Regions from separate parts of the Mus musculus genome. Here region 2 is linked to region 1. Evidence: chromatin loops called from intact Hi-C (ENCODE). Cell type or tissue: heart. All regions are shown on one strand. Each heading gives the region's core, and the rest is flanking DNA. Links, peaks and the distances in the headings are about the cores only. Region 1 holds the start of Nrbf2 (nuclear receptor binding factor 2). Region 2 overlaps Jmjd1c (jumonji domain containing 1C).

Region 1 (11,991 bases), core at 2,721-10,720:
TTTGTTATTATAAATAAGTACACTGTTGATGTCTTCAGACACAGCAGAAGAGAGCATCAGATGTCATCATGGGTGGTTGTGAGCCATCATGCGGTGGCTGGGATTTGAACTCAGGACCTCTGGAAGAGCAGTCAGTGCTCTTACCCACTGAGCCGTCTCGTCAGCCCCAGCCATTATATTGTAAATCAACATAATTAAAAAATAACTGAAAGGTGCCATTCATGGATCCTGATGGGAGCCAGCCAGGAATCAAGGGCTGTTTGTAGCTTGTTCAAATTTGTGCCTTGACATCACAGAAAGGGCACATATATGACCTCATGACGAGAATGGCAAGAGTTGTCACGAAATACACCTCCCCAATACTCTTAATTATTTATACATTTACAAAAATTATTTTCCTGTAAAATTCAGCCAATAATTACAATTTTGATTAATGAGATATTTGCTCTGTGATCATGAGAAACTCAAAAGAGCTCTGGGGAGAAAAAGCACTTTAAATTGTGATAAGAAGAAGAAGAAGAAGAAGAAGAAGAAGAAGAAGAAGAAGAAGAAGAAGAAGAAGAAGAAGAAGAAGAAGAAGAAGAAGAAGAAGAAAATGCAAGCAGCCAGTTGCTCCAATTACTTTACATCCTTTCTCAGACTGTGGGTTGAAAGAGAACGAGGTCATACAAGGATGAGAGAGCCAAACAAGCAAAGCCCTGCAGACTGGGGAAGAGGGCAAAGAGAACTGGGCACAGACAAACCCGAGTGTCTCAGAGCCGGTTCTGGCCAGGCTCTGTGTACGTGTGAACATTCTTGGCCACAGCCCTGATGTCCTAACAGCCCGGGTTTCACCATCCGTCTACTGAGGCACCTGGAACAAATAAATGTCAGAGGCAAATGACGAAAACACGATAAAGTAGAGAGGCACACAGTGCAGTCATCCCTCTCCCTGACCCTGACACTTTATTTTCTGCTTTTTGAACCATGTGCCTACCTAGTTCTGAAATCAGACACCAGAAGACAAATCCTTGAAAGAGAATCTCGAAGGTAGAGAGAATATTTTTAAAAGTCATTTCAGAAGTGAGGTGTATGAGCCAGCGGTGGTGACAGGGACCTACGATTCTAGTGCCTGGGAGATAAAGGTTGGGGGAGAGGAGGAAAAGGTGGGAGTGGGGGATTAGGAGTTCACGGGCATTCTCAGCCATTCACTGATTTTGGGCTTAGGCTGGGTAACAAAAGGTTAAGTTGTCTCAAAACTAAAAAAGGAAATGAAAGGAGAGGAAGAGGGGCACCCATATGACCATAAGAGTGGAAGTGTGGAGTGAAATCTGTAAGGTCAGGTGAGGTCAAACACGCTCAGTGCAGTATGATGGCCACCAACTAGAAAATTCATCCTGCAGAAAATCCATACTGCATCCACAATGTCAGAGCTCAAGAGCCCAGGCTTTTTGGTTCAAGGCTGTGGTGGTCTGAATGGAAATGGCCCCCATAGGGCTCGAGAGGTGGCTCAGAGGTTGAGAGCACTGGCTGCTCTTCCAGAGGTCCTGAATTCAGGTCCTAGCAACCACATGGTGGCTCACAACCATCTGTAGTGGGATCTGATGCCCTCTTCTGGTGTGTCTGAAGACAGCTATAGTATACTGCATACATTAAATAAATAAATATTTTTTAAAAAGGAAAGGAAGAAAGAGAAAGAGAGAATTAAATAAATATTTAAAATATTAAATAAGTAAATATTTGTTAAAAAGGAGGAAGAGAGAGAGACAGAGAGAGAGAGAGAGAGAGAGAGAGAGAGAGAGAGAAAGGAGGGAAGAAAGAAAGAGCCGTCATCCCCCACCCCTCCTGTAGGTTCACAGGAAGTAGCCACTATTAGAAGGTGGGGCCTTGTTGGAGGAAGTGTGTCACTGTGGGGACAGGCTTTGAGGTTTTACATGCTCAAGCTACACCCAGTGTAGAACATGGTCTCCTGCTGCTGCTTACTGATCCGGATGTAGAACTCTCAGCTCCTTCTCTAGCACCATGTCTGCCTGCATGCTGCCATGCTTCCTGCCATGAAGATAATGGACTGAACCTCTGAAACTGTAAGTCAACCCTAATTAAAAGTTTGCCTTTATAAGAGTTGCATTGGCCTGGAGAGATGGCTTAGCGGTTAAGAGTTGCCTCAGCAGCTAAGAACACTGACTGCTCTTCCAGAGGACCTGGGTTCAAGTCCCAGCACCCATATGACTGCTGACAACTATCTGTAACGCCAGGATCTGATAACCTCACAAAGGCATTCATACAAGCAAAACACCTATGCACATAAAATAAAAATAAATTTAAAAAATTATTTTTAAAAAAAAGTTGCTATGGTGTCTCTTCACAGCAATGGAACACTAAGACAAAAGCCATTTTAGGCTACATGGACTATCTTAAGATAAACAAAGGCTGAGGATCTGTCTCAGGAGTACTTGGCATAGCATTTGCAAAGCGGCTCAAAGAATTAGTTCATTGCAAACAAACAAACAAACAAACAATCCTACTTTTGCTATGATGGTTCATCCCTGAAGCCTCCGCTTAGATTCTCAGGATGGTAGAGCAGCTGCCCTGTTGTAGGGTTTTACTGCTGTCAACAGACACCATGCCCAGTGTCTTATAAAGGGCAACATTTAATTGGGCTGCAGATTCAGAGGTTCAGTCCATTATCATCAAGGTAGGATCAGGGCACCATCTAGGCAGGCATGGTGCAAGAGGAGCTGAGAGTTCTACATCTTCATCTGAAGGCTGCTGGCAGAATACTGACTTCCAGGTAGCTAGGATGAGGGTCTCAAAGCCCACGCCCACAGTGACACACCATCTCCAACAAGGCCACACCTCCTAATAGTGCCACTTCCTGGGTCAAGCGTATACAAAACCATCACACGCCCTCTGTGTCAGTCTTGTCTAGTTAGGATGCCTTCAGGAATACAGAAGGACTGAATTGATTAGTGGTGTACAAGAGTCATGATATCTATGGAAAATACTTTTAACAGAAGCTCTGTGTGTGTGTGTGTGTGTGTGTGTGTGTGTGTGTGTGTTGCATGTATGTGTTCTTGTGGGTGCATGTACGAGTTCATGCCTGAGCTAAATGTGGTATCAGATGTCATCCTCAGTGGCTATTATTTTTTTTTTCTTGAGAAGTGGGGAGTAGGCTCTGGGGATCTGCCTGTCACCCTCCTCCATGCCAGTACCGGACTGACAATGGCAGGCCATTGCATCGGATTTTGTGTGGATGCTGGGGATCTGAACTCAGGCACTCAATCTTTTCTGGTGGGCATTTTACACACTGAGCCATCTCTCCAGCCCTTAAAGAGAATCTGATTAAGGCACTTCAGTGCTACAAAAAGCCTGGAACAAAATAGAAATGAGGGGGAGTCTGTATGATGGTACACATTGATGATAGCCTCCATTACTGATGAGGCTGAGGAAGGGGCAGCACTCGAGCTCAGGAGTATGAAGCCAGCATGGGCAATATACTGAGACCCCCAACACACACACACACACACACACACACACACACACACTACTAAAAACATATGAAAGAGAATGTGTAGCTTTAAGGGACTTCTCATGTACATGTCAAATCAACAGGTGAAATGTTTACAGATGGGAACCAGGAAGCCCTATGGTCTGCCACCAGCTATGAGGCCCAAAGACACCTATGACTTTTGAGTGAGTGTTTCTGCTTCTCTGTTTGAGAAACATTAAGCCAGGTCCAAACTGGTAGAATCAGACCTATCTACCTTCATTTGACTGACTCTCTCAGGTTTCAGTTTACTGAATAAGAGTATGAAAGTCTACTTTCATTGGCTTCCCCTCTGTTGAACTTGGTGGAACACAATGCCTGGCTGCTGTTTAACTTGGCTTTGTTCATCCTGGCTCCTGCTGGAGCAACTGGACCACTTGGCTCAGAGTCCAAGGAGCTGCAGCCTGCTGGCTTCCCCACTGAGCCCCACCCCCCTGCATGCTGGGTCTTGCCCAGTCTGGGTTGTAAATAGTTCCTGGCACATACCCTGGGGAGAACACAGTGACTAACAATAGCAACTCTCTTTTTAGCTTGAATCTTGTAGAACTTGGGGCGTGAACTTGCAAAAACCAAAAATAACCTAAGGAATTGCACCGGGTTACCCGAAACAGTCTATGTCCATTATTGCCAGCATCACATGTTATTCCAACAGAGACTTAACCACTGCTGGTGAAAAGAGAAGCAGGCCTATAGCCAGCCAGACCTAAATTTAAAACCTAGCTAGGCTGTTGAATCTTATAACATCAGGCCAGTCTCTAAGATGAGTCTGTTGGGATTGAATGAGTGGGCATAAAAATAATTGCTGGGGAACTGTCTTAGTTTGGGTTTCGTTGCTATGAGGAGATACCATGACCATGGCAGCTCTTATAAAGGACAACATTTAACTGGGGCTGGCTTATAGTTTCAGAGATTCAGTTCAATAGCATCATGGTGGGTAAACATAACACTGTCCAGGAAGGAATGTTGCTGGAGAAAGAGCTGAGTGTTCTGCATCTTGACCTTATTAATTTAATAAGATTTAACAATTAAATTATTTAAATATTTTTAAAAGTCCTGCTTTTCAGTTTCATCATCTTGGGAGAGTCTCAAATACCATGCCACCAGTCTATGTCACTGTTTCAGTTTCTTCTCTGTTGTTATGATAACACCTTGACCAAAAGCAATATTGTAGTGGGGGGGGGTGGGTTGGGGGGAGGTTGGTTGGTTTACAATCCCAGGTGGCAGTCCATCACTGAGAGAAGATGAGTCAGGAACTCAAGGCAGGGACTTCTTCAAGGTAGGTCTGCTTGCTATTCTCAACAGCATTACCTCTGATGGAGGAACTTACTTCACAGCCAAAGAAGCAGAGCAGAAACCATGGAGGGCACTGTTCTCTAAGCTGAGTATAATAATCTCATGGAGATTATTATAATAATCTCATGGAGGGCACTGTTCCCAAGCTGAGTATAATAATCTCAGCTAACACTTCTATACAGCTCAGGACCACCTGCCTAGGGATTATCCCATCCACTGGACCTGTGCCCTTCTACATTAGCTAAGACTCAAAACAATCCCTGCAGACTATCCACCAGCCAATCACATCCGGGAAATACCTTAATTGGGGCTCTCCACTTAGGTGACTCAGGCAGTGTCAGTTAAAGCTAATCAGGACAGCCATAGAACAAACTACCAGATACAATGGCTTGAGACAACACACATACTAAATAACAAATGCCATAGATCAGGAGTCTGGGCCTGGCCCGAATGGCTCCTTGTTTGCATCTTCCAAGCTTCAATCAAGGTAAGTAATTGGGGTCTGGTTAGTACCTGAAACCTTAGGGCCCACTTCACAACCCATGTGGCTTTTGAAATCATTTTAGATATATATGCTATATATTATTCATATTAAGTTATATATGTCATCTCTTCCTCCCCGTTTACAGATGTTGTACATTGCCTCTGCTCTTTCCTCGGCTGGCTTTTTAAGGTTTCATATTAAAAAAAAAAAATCACATCCCAGGGGGCTGGAGAGATGGCTCAGAGGTTAAGAGCACTGACTGCTCTTCCAGAGGTCCTTAGTTCAATTCCCAGCAACCACATGGTGGCTCACAACCATCTCTAATGGGATCTGATGCCCTCTTCTGGTCTGTCTGAAGACAGTGACTGTGTACTAAAATAAATTAAATAAATAAATCTTAAAAAAAAATCACACCCCAGGTGGGTTTCCTTTAACACCCAACCTGCGTCTCCACGTCCTCCAATATTACAAATTCTTAAAGGTACATTCATGTGGTTCTTTGAAGTTTTTTTCATTACAGAATTTGGTACTGTAAAACCTCCAGGTAAGGGGCTGGTGAGATGGCTCAGTGTGTAAGAGCACCCGACTGCTCTTCCAAAGGTCCGAAGTTCAAATCCCAGCAACCACATGGTGGCTCACAACCATCCGTAATGAGATCTGACGCCCTCTTCTGGAGTGTCTAAAGACAGCTACAGTGTACTTATATATAATAAAAATAAATAAATCTTTAAAAAAAAAAAAAAAAAAAAAAAACCTCCAGGTAAGCCCGGTTTCCTTCACACAATATGTTAGTTGTTCTCTCAGCTCCTCTCCATCTCCCTTTCTCCATAAACCATATCTACTTGCCAGTGGGTGCGGAAACAGAAAGACCTTAGCACAGTGATTTAGTACATAGTTGTTGAAGAACGGTTATACTTGGTGGCTTATAATCCTTCTTGCTTTAGAATTAGTTTGTGACCCTGGGGTCACTTATCTCTGTCAAATCCTCTCGGTGGAGTGGAGGTATGGTGGCACCTGCTCATATGCTCGACACAAGACTGCCACATGTACAAGATCTGGGCCACAGACTCTCTGCCAAAAGGCAAAAAATATGGAAACCTCCTGTAAGGCGGATCTAGTGCAGGGTGTTAACTTGGCTCAAATTTGCTTTTTAAAAAAAAGTCAACGGAGATAGAACAGAAACGGAGAAGGAGGGGTGAGGTACAAGGAGAGGACCTGAGAAAGCCTACGGGAAGGAAGAAAGGTCAAGCGTGCAGAGTGACCTTATTAACCAACTAGCCAGACCCGGCTCATCACGTGACAGCCGCCGCCGAAGTCTAGCAGAGCTCCCTCTCGCGAGGAGAGGGGCGGTTTTTGTCACTTAGCTGCTGCCCCGCCCCTAGCCCCGCCCACCCCATGCTCTCACCCCAGCCGCGCCCCCTGCCTCGCGCCGGCGCGTGGCGACGTCACGCCGCCGCGCGCAGCGACGCCGGGACGGCCCCCCGCGACGCGACGTCGGAGGCGGAAGTGGCGCGGCTGTCGCTCTTGGGCTCTCACTGCCGGCTCCGGGTTCTGCGAGGAGCCTCCTGCCAGCCGCCGCGTCTCCCTGCCCTCGCTGCCCCTCCATGTGCCCGGGCGCCGCCGCTCCGCCTCGGGCCGCTGCTCACCCCGGGGTTTATGGAAGTGATGGAAGGACCCCTCAACCTTGTGAGTGGTCGCGGGCTGAGTCGGGGACCGGTAGGCTGCGGGGAAACGCGGGCTGAGGGGGTCAAGCGGCACTGAAGGGGGAGCCGCGAGCTCATGGAGGGGACCCTGATCCCCGGGGCTCAGGCCTCTCCCTCGGGGCCCGTGGCATCTGCCCTGCTGGGACCGCGTCCCAGCGCCACGTAGCCGCCGCCTGCAGGCCGCGGGCAGAGTCGGGGTGTCGGGGCCGCGCCTCGCACACCGCACCCCCTCTTCCCTGCTGCCCTCGCAGCTGGGCTAGCGAAGGCCCCTCTGAAACAGCTGGATCGGAACCCCAGTCCACGCCCCGCAGCCCGGTGCCTTTGCTTTAAGGCTCACGAAAGTACCAGACGTGTTTGCCTTTCTCAGAAACACATACAGAGAGACACACAGGGGGCCGGGTCATTATTGTTTGGGGCAAAAAGGAACACACACACACACACCGCCCCAAACAACCCCACAAAACCCCAAACCTCCCACAGTTCTGTTCTAAGTGTGATCACAGGACATCTTCGGGTTTCCTGGGAAAAGGTTCATGAAATTCAGATGCAGACGTCTGGTTCCTTAGTGTTGCGGAGTAAAACTTTGCAAGTCCCAAGTCTGTAGGTGGTTTGCGATGATGCGGAGGGATTGAGAGCAGGACCGGGAAAGATTGATTGCTTCCTTTGGAACTCTGCCCTCCCTCCCGGCTTGGAAGAGCCTGGTCCGTGCTGTGCAGAGAAGCCAGAGTCTGTGGTTTCAGACTATGGATTTCTGGAGCCAAACTCCTGGATTTGAACTCGGGCTTAGTCACCTAATAGCCTCAAGAGACCTTGAACAAAAATTTTCACTTCATTGTTTTTTTTTGTTTTTGTTTTAACCCTCGTTCGTTGTGAGGATTAAAGGACTGAATAGATAAGAGACACGTAGAACTGTACGTTATGGATGGAACATTGGAAGAGTTAGTTGCTCCAGTGAGACCGTAGCCCCTGTCACTTAATGAGATTTGGGAGTGTTGAGCGTCAACGCTGGAGAGTGAACACCTAAAGCTATGGTTCCATCCCTGGCGCCAGGTTTGCAGCTCCGAGAAATCTACCCAAGAGTTACTAATTTAGACCCTGCGTCCGTTTCTAAGTGGATTACACTTCAGGCTAATGAGGCTACACTGGTGAGTTTTGGGGAGCTAGGGAAATAACCTCGCGCCTCTCTTGTTTGTAAGAGAATTTGTGTGGCCAACTATAGTTTGTAGTGAAGTATGGGTGGCTCACCAGGGAAACTCCACAGGAATATTATTAGTCGTAGCCAGCTGTTTACCGAGTGCTTCAAAGTTCAAGTGTCCTTGCCGAACGATCACTGGTTCACTTCCAGTTAGCTTCACTTGATTTGGCAGCAGGGTGTAGCCTAACCCTGGCTACCTGCTCCACAAGCGTATTCGGTGTTCCCTATGAGAACACTGAAACTGGGGCAGTGGAAGTTGGAGTACCAATCCCTCAGTCTGGGATAAAGGAGGCAGCTGGTGGCAATGGGACTTTTATTTAGCTACTGTGTGTTTGAGCCATGCTAGCTCCAAGCTCACTGTCGCCCAGGCTGGTCATGAGCTTAGCTTTCTAAATGCTGGGATTCCAGGCCCTGCTGAGGTTTGCTGTCTTAAATAGGTAAATTAGGAGGCTAGCACAATTCCATTATCCGGTCCTAAAATTTACGTGACAAATTTCAGAAATGTGGCAGTTTGAATTTTTAAGCCATTTGAGATTTTGAAGATTTCTGATTTTCAGCCTAGCTAACCATTGAAAGGTAACAGGGTGTTTACTTGAATGATTTAAGTGCATTGCAGAGTAGCATTGGCAAGCTTCTGTTAAAGAGGTGCTAGAGACTAGGGCTTGTGTCTGTGCGCGGGTCATTTCTGTGGAAATCAAGACAGCTTGGGAATGTCATTTCCCTCCACCATGTGGGTTTGGAGATTGAACTCATGTAAGCGGTGTGTGTTGTGTGTGTGTGTGTGTGTGTGTGTGTGTGTGTGTGTGTGAGTGAGTGTCTTTATCCACTGAGCCCTAGACTAAAGTTTTTTGAAGTTTTGTTTTGTTTCTGAATGTCAGTGAGTACACAGCCTTGTCTTCCCCCAACATGAAAAGGTAGCCCTAAATTCTGTGACTTAATGAAAGTTCTCGTAAACCATACAGTTCGTCATGGAAATGTACTCCAAATGCCTACTATGGAACTTCACTACTGTACCTGGGTTTAGAATCCCATGCCCTCAGAGCATCCTTGGGACTTAGTACAAGTGTGTGTGAGGTTTGCTGGTGAACAGGCCTAAGCTGAGGGGAATTAAATGATTGCTCAGGTCAGTCCCTTAAATACCCTGCATTCCAGCTTGTCATCACCTTCTAACAATGCTTTCCTATTAATGTACTTGTGGTTTTCATTTCTGTGTGCTCTTTAGAGTGGACTGTGTCACTGTGCCTCTTATTGTTAAGGTTATAGCAAGGAATTTTCAGGACGTAGAAGAGAGTAGATGGAATTCATACTGCATTTTAATATGTAGCTATTACAAATGTTCTAGCTTTCTAATTTTTAGAGTTGGTCAAGAGAAATTATACTTCCTTTGAGGGAAAATAGTCTTTCAATTCTAAATAAATTTGTTCTGTCCAGTTTTTTCCTTTGTGTTATATGCTTATTTGAGGTAGGGTCTTAAGAACAGGCTTCAGTGTGGAGTTCAGGCTTCAAACTTGTGATCCTCCTGCCACAGTTTCCTGAGTGTTGTGTTGACCAGCCTGTACCACCACACCCATTTGTTAATTTTTAATGTGGAAAAATTGTAACTTATAAAATCACTTAGTGTGTGTTAGGTATTTCTTTCCATGCATTTAATTGTTGGCATTCAATTGGTAGCAAATGAACGTCACAAGTTCCGTGAGGTGATTTCTAGCGCTGCCAGTGTGGGCAGTGATGTCAGGGTTAGTGTGCATGACTGTTGTTCATGCCGTGCTTGCCTGGACGCTGCAGGCAGTGCCCACGTGACCGCAGAGCCACACTTGTTTTGTTTTTTCTGTGTTCATCCTCCAGCTCTCTTGTTTTCTCTTAAGAGTGCTGGGAGTGTGGAGTGTTGAGTGACAGCAGCTCTCCTCTGCAGTGTTCAGTTCTTATCTTGCCTGGAGTGGTTAACGCTCTCAAGCCTCTCATCCAAGGAAAAAAAGGTTCATATCATGGGCCAAGGTGTGCTCTCTGTGCACCTGAATTTGTTGGCCTGGAAATAATGGAAGGGAAGGAAATCCTGTGCCATCTTCGGGGCTGGGCTTACTGGGAAGCACCACGGGGTTAGGGAGCTTGGGGGATGGTAATGGAGTGCTGAGTTGTAGCCAACAGTTGGAAAGTGGTAGGGCTTCATTATTAATCTTTCCTTAATAGTGACATGAGCTACCAGTTTTATAGATTATGACATAGAAATGCAGACTAAATCGAGATAGTGGGGTTTAGAAGGCAGAATCTAAAATAGATCATTGAGCTTTGTATTAGGGCATTATTTACCCATCTGCTTTACCCGCACTGAGAAGTCCTTATAGATTGATAGCAATTGGCTTTGTGTGTGGAGCTGTCAAACTGCTGTACAGTGGAAGAGCCTCTTGGGCTTCTGCAGAAACATAGGGCCTCTCACATTACACCTAAAATAAAGTCAAAATATAACGTTCGCTACATTTGAGGTGCAGTAATACTTAATGTTAGATGATTTTTTAAAAAATATGTATGTGAGTGTTTTGCCTTTGTGTATGTTTGTGTACCGCATATGAGCCTAGAGCCTTGGGCCAGAAGAGGTCATTGGGTTCCATGGAAGTGGAGTTTGAGACCTTATTGAGCCACCATCTGGGTGCTGGGAATCAAACAAGAGTTGCCAGTGCTCTTACTGCTTAGCCTTCGGTCCAGCCTCTGGATTTTTAATTAGGTATTTTTTTTCATTTACATTTCAAATGCTATCCCAAAAGTCCCTCATTACTCCCTCCCCATTTCACTACCCACTCACTCCCACTTCTTGGCTCTGGCATTCCCCTGTACTGAGGCATATAAAGTTTGCAAGACCAAGGGGTCTCTCTTCCCAATGATGGCCGACTAGGCCATCTTCTGCTACATATGCAGCTAGAGACACGAGCTCCAGGGGTACTGGTTAGTTCATATTGTTGTTCCACCTATAGGGTTGCAGATCCCTTTAGCTCCTTGGGTACTTTCTCTAGCTCCTCCATTGGGGACCCTGTGATCCATCCAATAGCTGACCATGAGCATCCACTTCTGTGTTTGCCAGGCCCTGGCATAGCCTCACAAGAGACAGCTATATCAGGGTCCTGTCAGCAAAATCTTGCAGCCTGTGGATTTTTAATACCATCAAAATTCACCAGATTGATTTGAAAGGTCCTATACTAGATTTTCACCATCTAACAGCAGATGGTGACAGTTTCCAAAAAAGGAAAAAGAAAAACAAGCTAAACTAGAAACTGATGGAAGGGAAAAGGTTATAACAAAGCAATACAAGGGGACAGTGTTGGTCTTCAGCATAGACGTGAATGAGAGCTTCAGATTCACCACTTGAGCCGTTACCTTACGATTACTCCTTGTACTGATTAGACAGGTGACTCAGTGCGTGTGTTTGGAGGTACTGCTTGATCCTTGTTCGTGGGAGCACTGGTGGACTGATTGGGGCATGGGGCTAATATGTCTCCTTTGGTCCCAACCAATGACCATACACGTCAGGAGTATAGTAGATATTCTCTGCCTTCTTTCTAATATTTGGAATGTTGTTTTTTTCTTTTCCTTTTGATATAGCACTCCAAGTCATAGATATTAATAGATTGAAAGATATAGGAGATAGTATCATTTAACTCGGAGTTTTGTTTTTTTGTTTGTTTGATGGTGGTGGGGGGTGGTGTTTCTTCATCCTGAAACCTGCTATGTAGACCAGGCTGGCCTTCAGCTGACAGAGTTCTGCCTGTCTCTGCCTTCTGAATGCTGGTACACCGTGCTA
Region 2 (11,991 bases), core at 1,337-9,336, 100 kb after region 1:
TAGCAGTACCAAAAAATAAAACAAAATAATAACTACACCGTGTAAAGAAGAAAGAGAAATAACAGTAAAAGATGAATGTAAACTATGTAAGATTCAAAATAGGAAACCATTTCGACTCCAACTCCCTCACTGTTACAACTTCAGCACGGGCTCACTGCTCATTAACTGGTCCTTCCCATGGAAACAACAAGTAACTTTCTACTCTTTATAAGGAAAAAAAGCCAATATACTTTCATCATTTTTTTGTTTAACCCAGTTATAATACTACTTAAAACATTTAACTAGAAAAGAATCTGCAAGCTGGACGTGATGGCGCACACCTTTAATTCCAGCACTTGGGAGGCAGAGGCAGGCGGATTTGAGTTTGAGGCCAGCCTGGTCTACAGAGTGACTTCCAGGGCAGCCAGGGCTATACAGAGAAACCCTGTCTTTGGGGGGAAAAAAAAAGTGTCTGCATCAAATGTTTGTATATATTTAAAATACTGAAGTTAAAGTCCATTATTAAAACAATGTAAACATTTTTAAATTTAAAGATTGCAATAAGCTAGAAGATTAAGAAAAATAGGTTATTATTATCTTTTACTTTGCTAAAAGACAAGGAACTTAATTTTACTTATCACAGCATCTGCATGTCTCTGTCTATATATTACACATGCCAGGAACCAGCCAGAGCCAGAAGAGGGCATCAGCTCCCCTAGAGCTGGCCTATAGGTAGTTGTGACCTGCCTGCCTCCTGTTGGTGCTTGGAACTCCTCCAGGCCTCTGCAAAAGCCCCAAGAGCACTTAGCTGCTGACACATGTCTCCAGAGCCAGTACCTCCTGCCCCCACAAACACACTTTTCTGCTTTCTGAGACAGTTTTCTTATGTTGGCAAGGCTGGCCCTGAATGAGATCCTCCTACTTCAGCCTCCTACGTCCCAGGATCATAGATATGAATCACCACAAATTGTTTAATAGTTGTGATGAGTTTCTTTACATAATTTAAATCTATTTGTCTACTGGAAAACCTATTTCCCCTCAAGATGCATTTACTTACTCTAATAAATTAGTTAACCTCATAAACAAATAAGTATATGGCAAAACAAAACCAAACCCTCAAATACATTTATAGATAGGTGCAGCCCTGAGCCAAAGATGAACAGAAGTAACCCTGGTGTCTAGACAATTCTCCTCTAACAGGAAGCTGTGTTCACTCCTGTAATCCTAGCTATAGCCAAAGTGTTCCTGTCTCACAACAAAGTCCCAGCACAAATTTATTGCTAAGTAATGCTATAATCAAAATATACTGAATGCCCTGAATATGAATGAAGTTTAATGAACAATTGGTGTGCAGTTCCTTACCTGGTATGGCTGAAAGGCACTATCTTCTGTTAAAAAATCCAGTTGCTTATCTATAAGGAATTCTACTGCAGTGATAGAACTAGGTATACTATTTTCAACCAATGGTTTGAAGGTCTGTCAAAAAAGAGAAAAGTTCTAATGGTTATTTTCTGGTTGTATCCTCAAAGTGTTATACAAAGGGTACATGGCAATATAATGGTTCAATAAGGTCGTCATAATGGTATAACCTAACGTTTTTATTAAAACCATAGAATACTTTTTATTCATTAAAAAATAATTAAACACAACCATAATTAATAAGCTGGAAATTATACTGTATCATGCTATAGACTATTTCTGAAAGACTACCAAGCACACGTGTATGTTTCTGCTTAACCCTGAAAACATGAAAAGAAGTCAACCACATTCACCCCTGTTTACTCCTAACTAGAGATGTTAGTCTAATTTTCATACTGAGATTTTAACTGAGCAGAAAGCATCTGACCTTACCCCACCCCTGCCTTGCTCCCAGAACAACTACAGATGCAGTTACTTCAATGAGAGCAGAGGGCAGCAGGAGAGACCAGTGAGGAAGAGCAGTCCCCACCAGCCCTGTCCTGTCTCTAGCTAGCACTGTCACAAAGCAAGTCTGAGATCACACAGCAGGCAGTGAGGTGGGAAAGTTAGAGGAAGGAAACAAGGGCACAGTGTTTGTTTTCTTAAATGACTATCACCACACTCTCATTCTTAGCAGAGTCAGAGTCAGTCAAAATTAAATGTATTCATGTATCTACTACTGTTTGTTCTAAAAGCTTTAAAATGAAAAGAAAATTCTACCATCTTAAAAAGTGTGGCTTTCCTAAGAAAGAATCAAAATCTGAAAAATGCAATTAAACAACTAGGCTTCTAAACTGCATATATGTGTACCAAAAGAACATTTCCTCATGACAAGGCAACTTGGGTACCATCTGGACACAAAACAACACTGTTGACCAAGACAGTACGTATCTCCCAGATTCCAAAGCTGTTGGTGCTCCTGTCCACCCTGTCTTGTAGCTATTATGTCTTAAAGAAATACAAAATACTCTGGTTATTACACAAAAAAAGTTTCAGTTTGAAGGGGTTCTCAAAGAGCTAATTTTCTACACTTAAGAAATTCTTACCAGGAGTTAAGTGGATTCATTAGGATGTATATTTTAAACATATCTCATTTCTATTCAATTAATATTCCTGAGCAAATAACATTTTCCTTATTTGAAAAAAAATTGAAAAATTACAGTATGTATCTCTAGAACCATCCCCAAAACAAACAAAATCTGTCTCTTCCATTTATTTTTAACATTTATGATAATTGAACCTAGTTAGAATAACTTTCTACTGTGTCCCAGCCTAACCTTTTAAGTACTAGATGTTCAAAATACTTTGTGTGAGAAATTAACTTTCAAAATAGAAAATTCCCACACTAACTGTACATCTATCATTGCCTGCTACCAATATTTTCTATTTCTTGGGCCTAGATTCCTAATATTTCATATAATTCTATCATTTTTTATAAGAGAATGTACTCGCTTAAGAGTTCATGTTATCTGATTATATGAAATATGTTAACATGATAGCTATCAAGTTAGCGTATTTCTACAATGAAAAATTTTCATATTATACTTCTACTTGTTTAGCATTGGTAAATGAGAGAACACTGGCTCCTTCTCAAAAGGACTTTCAATCTTTGGACATTTTCTGTTTCTTGTCCAAACACTTCAGGCCAAAGCATCAAGGATAACCCCCCCCCCCCCAAAAAAAAAGACTGGCTAAAGATAAAATTCAATTTAGCAGGACTGGACACTAGCAACATTAGCCCTAAGTACCTTTTTCTTATGCAAATAATACAGGTGTTTTGCATCTCCTAAGCCCCAGTCATTTTATAATATCAAAAACATTCCTGCGAAGATCTTCTCCAGAGCCCTTTTTGCAAGGTGGGCCGGCTTCAGGGGTAAAATTCACCAACTTAACATAATTTAAATTACTCCAGTTAACTTAGAAAGAGGATTAATTTCTAGATAACACAATTCCTCAAAATTGAAGGTATTTAGTTGACAGTCCTTGGTAAAATCTGGCTAGTAAATGTGTATGACAAATAGAAAGGCTAATTTACAAGTGACCCCGTGTACAGCTCCATTTAAACCTCACATAACACCCTCCCCAACCAGAGGTGCTCTACAGTGCCTGTTAAAGAAACATTAAGATATATTAAATACAAATCTGAAAAGCAGTTAAAAGAAACCATGATTTCTTAAAGTGGCAATCAACTATGTAACCATAGTAATTTTTGTACTTAACACACATCAAAAATTAAACAGATTCATGTTAAAATGGAAACAAATGGATTTTGTAGCTTTAATAAAGTTTCTCTGCTGTAGGTGCTCTGGAATGTACAGACAGTAGAACTCATGCATAACTAATTCATGACTCTAAAGACATTCTATGAGGAACTTCCTCAGCCTAAGGGGAAGCAAGCCCAGTAGAATATGGCCCTAATCACAAAAGACTTGAATCTTTGAAACCCCAAGTGAAAGACACTAACTTAAAACTGAACATTTAGTTGAAACAAATCACCTTTTTCCATTTTGTTAGGGGATTCAGAGTTCTGTTAAGGTCATCTGTTAGTGTTAACCAAACTTTAAAAATAGCCTAAAGCCAAAATAGACCGGCTGAGAGCCTATATTTCTAGAAGGGCCTACCACGCTATAGGAAGAATGCTCCAACAACTGTATCCTGTTTGGGGCTCCACGCTGCGCCACATTCCATTCACATGAGGAAGAGGCCAACAGATGAGCCCTCCCCGAAAAATATTTTTAAATAAATCATCTACAGTTCTCAAATACAACTCAGCTGCTCAGACAAAACACGTTAAAGCTCACCGTTTAGTACTTAACAGGAAATTCACGGGGCTTATGTCTACAGCCAGAGTTTCTAACAATCTCCTGTTAACATTTAACAATTCCTTTTTCAGATTAAAAAAAAAAAAGATTAAGCTCATTAAGTACAAAACTATAAGTCTAGATCTCAACAAAGGAAAATAATAAAACTAAACTATCTAGGCCACATTTTCTAAGTCAAGGTTTAGCCTACAAAATAGAAAAAAAGACTGGAGCTACTTTGAAAGAACAAAGTCCAAATTCCCACCCAAGCAGGTCTATTGAAAACATAATACTGTTAGAAAACAAGTTGGGGGTGGGGAAGGGAATATATCAGCACCCCCTCCAAAAAAAAAAAAAAACCCCACAAAACAAATGCTCCAAGTCCCCTTAAAACACTGCTGTCTAATTTGAAACACATCTGCCAAAACACTCAAAACAATTCAGCTCCAGTTTTAAATTAAATTTTTAGTGTTATAAATGATCGTCAACACAGAAAACCTCTTTCTAAACAGTTTTAAAAATACTAAAACTAAGAACACTGAGCCTAGAACTATAAAAGACAGTGACCTCAATTCCTAAGGCTAAGAAGCAAAACCAAATGGAATAAAGACAAAAGAAAAAGGAAGCAGAAAAATACGAACCGTACTTAGTTCTTGAGAATTTTAAAGTATCTTTAAATCTCAGCAATCCAAGCCAAGGCTTTAAAGGTCAGTAAATATAGCTGGCATTTCATTTTGTTCGTGAGCAGTATTTTTTTAATCGAGCATAAATACTTCTTTAGTCTTCAAAAACAATCACAGGCAAATGGCTTTCAAACCAAGCATTTCTGAGCTCACTTGCAGCGCCGTCATTGTATAGGAAGAAAAGCCAAGACCACAGAACGAAGCAGAGGCTGTAACCTAACAAGCCTGTGAGCAGCAAATGACGATTTTCTGTCTGCCCGGCTCAGCCCTGGCAGTGCTGCGGATTACAACTTGCTCTTTGTCATCAGCACTGTGGTGTTAACGACGAAGAAATCCTGCAGCTGAAGCACTACCGCATCCTCCGATCTGGGTCAGGATAATTTCTCCCGAGGTCGCTTACATAACCAGCAAGATACTCCAAATAAAGAGAACAGCCATCCATTAGCTAGAGGAAGCTTTCCCACTGTACTGTCTGCATGGAAACACACGGCAGTTGCTTCCAACAGCGCAGACACCCAAATGAGAACGAGTACTTGGCTTAGGGCGCTCGAGAGAAGGGAAGAGGCGGTGCTCTGTAAACTGTAACTAATCCCCCGTCACAGGTGCTGATGGAGTCACTTCCAGCACGAGTCACATTACTGGTGATTACTCATTTGGCTGCGGCCATAGAGACTGGCTCATAATTTTAACAACAGACAAAGACAGACTAGTGGCGAGACGAAGAGCTCAAATTTACCGTCGCCTTCAAAAAGCAAATACAAAGTTTTTGCTTTCCAGAATTAACAAAGAAAGAAAGAAAAAAACTAAAAAACTTGTAAATATCAAGTTAGCAAAAATAAAGAGTATCATTATACTACTTTTAAAATAGTGGTTTGGGATTTTAAAAATTATTTTGCTATGTAACACTGTACAGTCTGAACAGATTATACTTAGAAATACACACATACACATATATTCGTGCAATAACAATGAAAAAAGAGACTGAATTTGAAATAGAGCAAGAAGGTTTAGAAGATGAATAACATACAAGAGGGTTTGAAGGAAGGGAATGGAAAGGAGAAATGCTGGAATTATAAAAATCAAAAATAAAAGAAAAACTTATTTTGTCCTAAAATGATCTTTTTAAAAAAAAAAAAAACCCCAGAGAAAAATAAGTTTTACTATTTGTGAAGCTGAGTGTCAATGGTTCACTTCTGGTTCATCCCCTTACTTGGGAAGTACAAGGACAGGAGTTCTAGGTCATTGTCAGCTACCTAGGGAGTATAAGGAAAGCCTAGCCTAAAAACCTGTCTCTCCAAAAAACACGGTCCCCCCACCCCCAAGGAAAAAGACAGAAAAAACTGAGCACTGGATGTGGTGATGCAGGCCTGAGATACCAACACAGTGGGGGATGCTATGAGTTCCAGGCCAGCTTGGGCTAGCACAACCCTGTCACAAGGAAACATGAAAAGATGTAGTCAAGTAAAATAAGCTGACATAAACAACAAGCATCTCAGAAGCACCCTACAGAGAAGAGAAGAGAAGAGAAGAGAAGAGAAGAGAAGAGAAGAGAAGAGAAGAGAAGAGAAGAGAATTCTGCTGCTCAGTATTGAGTGGAGTGGGTGACTACGCATGAGGGGCCATGGGGCATCTGAAATGCAGTTCACCGGAAGTGAGGTTTGTGTTGTCTGAACAAAACAAAAGAACTGCATGCTAAGATGTAAGATAAATCCACACTGATTATAATCAATGATACCTTGGTTACATTGGCTAACATTATCATTCCCTGTGTGTTGCTTTTTAATTTTTAATAAAAGTGTGAAAAGGCTTAAAATTATATGCATTTCTTTCTGAACCAAGGCACTGTTTTCTCACTTTATGAACAGAGGTTTCTCAAGAACCCAAGGACCAGAGATACATAATATGATTTGTGGCTCCTTGCTAAACACTAGGCCACATTCACTCATTTTTGAGTATAATCAAATGTTAAATCTTTACTACATAAAATAAAATGTTAGCTTCTGACAGAAAGGCTTCAGTGTTAATATTTACCTAAAATGTTTTCAGTCCCATGAAGAAACATACTATGAACACATGCAATAAAAATGAGAAAATAAGGGCGGGGCGGTGGTGGCCCACACCTTTAATGCCAGCACTAGGGAGGCAGAGGCAGGTGGATTTCTGAGTTCGAGGCCAGCCTGGTCTACAAAGTGAGTTCCAGGACAGCCAGGGCTACACACAGAAATCCTGTCTTGAAAAAACAAAATACAAAACAAACAAACAAAAAACAAAGAGAGAGAGAGAGAGAGAGAGAGAGAGAGAGAGAGAAAATAACATTTTACTGGATGTTAACTGTGAGGGTGAGACTGGGACTGACATAAAGTTATGGCCAACCTGGGCAAGACTGAAAACTTATCCCTAAAACCAAAAATGGACACAGAATAAAGATGGTACAATAGGCATTGATTATTCTAAGTATTGGAGTAAATATGGTTTTGTTTCACAGAGCATAGGTAGTACTAAAATAAAATACTTTATTTTACAGGTGATGGATGGTACTAAAATGTTACTTTAGCATAAAGTATTATATTAATGCTGTCAAGTAAAGATTAGATCACAATATACAATCCTAATAACTCATTCGTATGACATAGAAAACACATGGATAGGGAAAGCAGGCCACATATGTTACAAAGGACTACCACTGAATGAATATATATATTCATGAATATATATATATATATGGCAATCTCTTTCTAAATCCTGAACAACACAGAGACAAAATGTTCATATAGCTAAGTACATTTTATTCTACATTTCTAAAATTTAAACTACATAATAATTCAAGTCTATTATTTCACAGGGCTAATCTTGTAGTAATACAGTACATACTCAAGTTTAATTATATATACAACAGACTTTGAAATGCTGCAAGTGCTATCAGACCCCAACAGAAGCAGCAGCACTGAGAACCACAGAGTCTGCCCAACTGCCAGTCAGCCATTCCTGTGCCCCGAGATAAAATCAAAATAACTAACACCATTACTGAGGAACCAACTATCATCTTAAACATATTTTAGACTATATCTAGGTGGAAGAAGAAAAGTCAAAAGGCATCTCTAGAGAACTTAGCTAGACTACTCTTGATGCACAACAAAGATTCAGAGATACATGCAAAAGGCTGGCAACAAGAAATGTTGAACTGGGATTTAAAGTATTTGAAAATGCATTAATACGTTTGTTCTTGTAATCAATACTGACCAGTTTCTAACACACAGCAAACAGTGAGGTGATGACACAGGAAGCTGCTTGCTTAACCAAGGCTCCTAGGTTCTTATTCTTTAAAATTCATAAGGGAGAGAAACTCCAATCAGACACAGGTGAAGGGCTAGTCAACCCCCACCCAGCCCTCTGCTGTAGAATAAGAGGCCTTTTCTAGAGGCTGAGCCAGGCTAGAGGAAAAGGAAGCTACGCCAGTGGGCCCAGAAATGTACATCTGGTTTCCTTCCTTTTTAGCTGGTTTCCAGGTTACAAGCTGAATAAATCAACAGAACTGAGAACTTAAACAGTGACAGGAGCTAAAAGGAAGGCAACACTATCTGGCGTTCCAAAGAAAATTTGTTCTTTCCGATAATATAAGACGGCTGTACATGAAATTTAGGGTTAACTGGACATTTTTGCTACATTTTAGCTTGGCCTATAAAAGTAAAATATATATATATATGAAAAAATGAAAGCCTGGTGATTTCTCCAACAATAAAGACCAGAAAAACCCCAAGAACAACAATCAAAAACTTCTGTCAGGGATATAATCAAGGCAATAATACTAGAGAATGAACCTCTTCTCTGTCCAATGTCCTAGCATTAAAGACTTTAAAAAGGAACCTTTCTCAATCAATCAATCAATCAAATCATATGAATGAATAAACTAGTAAATAACTATTAAATTTAAAAACCACCAAAGACATATTAATAGGAAAAAAATAAGTGAACAGTCACATCTACAAAGAACCTCAACTAGGTATGGCCTTAGATTCTGATGAATATTTTTCAGTGTAGCATGTTTCTATATATCTATGAAAATATATAGCAGAAAATTTCTCTATCATGATAAATACCCAAGGGAGTATTTTATTATTCAATGTATACAGATCCTGCACACAGTGCAAACACAGAAGAATATTGCTTTATGCCTTTAGGTTAAGTGCTCCATGTGCTTCTAGAGGAAACAGACCCCTCTCCTCACTCCCTCAAGGGATCCTGAGCTTAGGTTTCTACAACCTACGTACGCAACAGTTGGTAGGCACAGTGGTTCCCCGGTAAGTCTAGCTCTGATGTTGGAGATGGATTCTCAGAGCAAGTAGTCTATAGCCATATTGGCAAGCTCTGAGTTTTATTGAAACCCTGATTTGAAGGATAAAGCAGAAAAGCAATCAAGGAAGACTCATCACATCAACCCAGACTTCTACAAACACGTATACACACAAGTGAATACACACTGAGAGATTTAACACAATAAAACAAAACAAGCAGAAACCCTCAACTCACCCTTAAGTAGTAGTAGCACCCTCACTCAAACAATCTATGCGGGTGTCCTATGTGCTTGGTTCTGATGATAAAAAGATAAACTAGGGGGCTAGAGAGATGGCTCAGTGGTTAGGAACACTGGTTGCTCTTCCAGAGGTCCTGAGTTCAATTCCCAGCAACCACAGGGTGGCTCACAACCATCTATATTGGGATCTGATGCCCTCTTCTGTCACACAGATATGCAGGAAGATAGAACAGCCATTTACATAAATAAATCATTTTTTAAACATAAATGAAAGAAAATCTTTTTTCCTAGAATAATTCATGTCATTTTCAAAAAATATGAACATCGATAACTTAAATAAAGGATAGTAACTTAGAAATTACCTTGGAGAATTAGTGTCCCTTCTCCCATTCTCACTGTGGCCTGAGAAACAGCCGTATTCTATTCTAATACCCAGGCCCATTTTTTAATTTTGCAGATATCTTGTCAAAGGTTTACACTAATGATGGTTTGAAATTCTATATTATAGCTGAATTTGTAATTTTACAAAATCTTTTCCTCCTAGATTTTTGTTTCTCTTTAAGATGCTGGAGAAGCAAACCCAGTACCTCACAGACTTTATACTGAACTCAGTCTCCAACCCTTCTCAGGCCTTCTGAGAGAAGACACATACTGAAACTCGAGTTGTTTCTAACTTCAGACTTCTCTCTTTCAGAATTGCCCGCATTAGTCCTCTGGCCTCCTAATACTGAAGCTTTACTCAATTTCCTCTCTCGACAACTTTGCAAGCTGCGGCAGTAATGTCATTAATCCCAGGATTCTGGAGGTGCAGAGAGAGTTTTCCATTGTAGGACGACATGAAATGAGTATATTGTTTTCATGATTGCAAGCATAGGGTGGCAGAGAGCAAAGTATTCTGCCATCTGTTCTATTAAACTTTAACCTTTGAACTTTAAATAGAGGAATGTGAAACTAAGATACTACTGGAGGCCTGACTTTAACCAATTTTTTTTATCAACACATCCGGCAAAAGGTAAGTTAATTCACTACAGGCTGGTTGCTATTCTACAGATATTGACTACTAGCAGTGTTAACCTGGGATGTGCATCCTTCAAGCTCACAGATGATAAGGGATGCCTATGAACATCCCACTGCCTGGGAGGCTGGGACAGGAGGGTACAGACCACTAAATTCACACATACTAGATTCCAGGCCGGACTGGGCTACAGTGACAACCTGTCTCAAAAAAATTGAATTAGAAAAAAACAACTGGAACAAGGAAGGGTCAACCTCTAAATGAACCAAGAAAAGCTTGAGGACAAGATGGTGCACACCTTTAACCCTAGCGCATGGGAGGCAGAAGGCAACCTGCTGTACAGGTCGAGTTCCGGGCCAGGGGACACTACAGTTAGACCCTGTCTCAAGAAGAAAACCTTACGTCCTGTGTTTATAGCTTACATTTCTAGCTATGTGAGGATCGGGTAAGAGCTCTGCCATCTGCTGTAGTTCCAAACACTCGCGTGGAAGCATTTCATAGTGTCAGAAACTAGGAAGCCAATGCACGTATGTGCAGGTGACAAAAGGGAACAAATCAAAGTTGAAAATCACTAATAAGCAAAGGCAGAAGAGTGTTGGAAAGCAGAGGCAGGGGCATCTTCAGTTTTAAGCCAGCCAGGTCTATATAGTGAGTTTTAGGTCATCCAAGGCTACACTGAAAGACCCAGTCTCAAAAAGCAAAGGAAAAAAAAAAAAAAAAAAAAAAGGAACCTAGATACTTCTCATGCAGATGGAGAATCATTTATAACATATTTTAAGATTCTAATATTTTCTTTCTCAAATTAACTTAGTGCCTTAAGAGTACAAATAACACAATTGCATCGTACTTTCAAAAGCACTGCTACTGCAAATGGGCAGAAGTACTGCTACATACTAATGTACTATCCACAAAATAGCAAAGTCCTATTGTAAAATTTATTATGCAAGACTGTTGTAAGAACAAAACTACATGAAAGCTTGTAGGTAGGATGGGACCTCCATGGTTAACAGATCTTTTATCTCTTAAGGATGAAATATAATTAAACAATTATAATTGGTGGGGATGAGAAGTACTACACAGTTAAACTGACACAAGCACACATGCAAAGCATGCTATTAAAACTAGTAATAATTATAAAATGGGAATAAGGTGAGGTTAATCTGAAATAAATGGCCTTGAGCCAAGTGTATATCCTCAAAGGACATTTGTCATTATGTTTATAAAACTAACATCTTTGCCCTTTTCAGTTTATAACTAGCACTGAAATGTATTTTCCAAATTTACCCAATCACTTTTATGTCCTACCACGTTGGAATAAGGCTTCAATTTATTTCCTGGTATATTTCTTCTACCTTGAGAAAGCTTGCTTCCTGTGCAGTGCAAATCAGTAAAGTAAGGCTCTACACTTCCTATGGCCTGCTGCCTCCTTGTGAGTCAAAACCTCTGTTGTCAGCAAGTTTGCAAAGCGGAATGTTTCATTGAAAAAAATAAAGACTTTGAAATTTCCATTTCATGATATAACAC

What was found. Hi-C counts contacts between places; a loop is a spot of excess contacts. Peaks named below come from ENCODE experiments on the same cell type or tissue, not always from the same donor. Only the 100,000 strongest peaks of a DNase experiment are listed, where the experiment ranks them.
Region 2: a loop joins it to region 1, with 2.3 times the contacts of the local background. A loop is called at or near these places in 3 of 42 quality-filtered maps.

The regions. Positions count from the first base shown.
Region 1 is chr10:67,280,095-67,292,085 of GRCm38, reverse strand. Nrbf2 (nuclear receptor binding factor 2) reads left to right here and starts at 6,805. Exons shown (of 4, transcript NM_001036293.2): 1 at 6,805-6,989. The coding sequence starts at 6,960. Gm46200 (a long non-coding RNA gene) reads right to left here and starts at 6,653. Exons shown (of 3, transcript XR_001779690.1): 1 at 6,566-6,653. In heart, for the core only: CTCF peaks have their summits at 5,686 (motif pointing left) and 7,190; DNase peaks (open chromatin) are centred at 3,955, 6,705, 8,415 and 10,015; H3K4me3 peaks cover 2,288 bases; H3K27ac peaks cover 1,506 bases.
Region 2 is chr10:67,179,200-67,191,190 of GRCm38, reverse strand. Jmjd1c (jumonji domain containing 1C) reads right to left here. Exons shown (of 26, transcript NM_207221.3): 3 at 1,342-1,455. Among named protein-coding and RNA genes, the nearest start is that of Jmjd1c, 58 kb to the right of the region's middle. In heart, for the core only: a CTCF peak has its summit at 5,650; a DNase peak (open chromatin) is centred at 5,490; H3K4me3 peaks cover 3,340 bases; H3K27ac peaks cover 3,457 bases.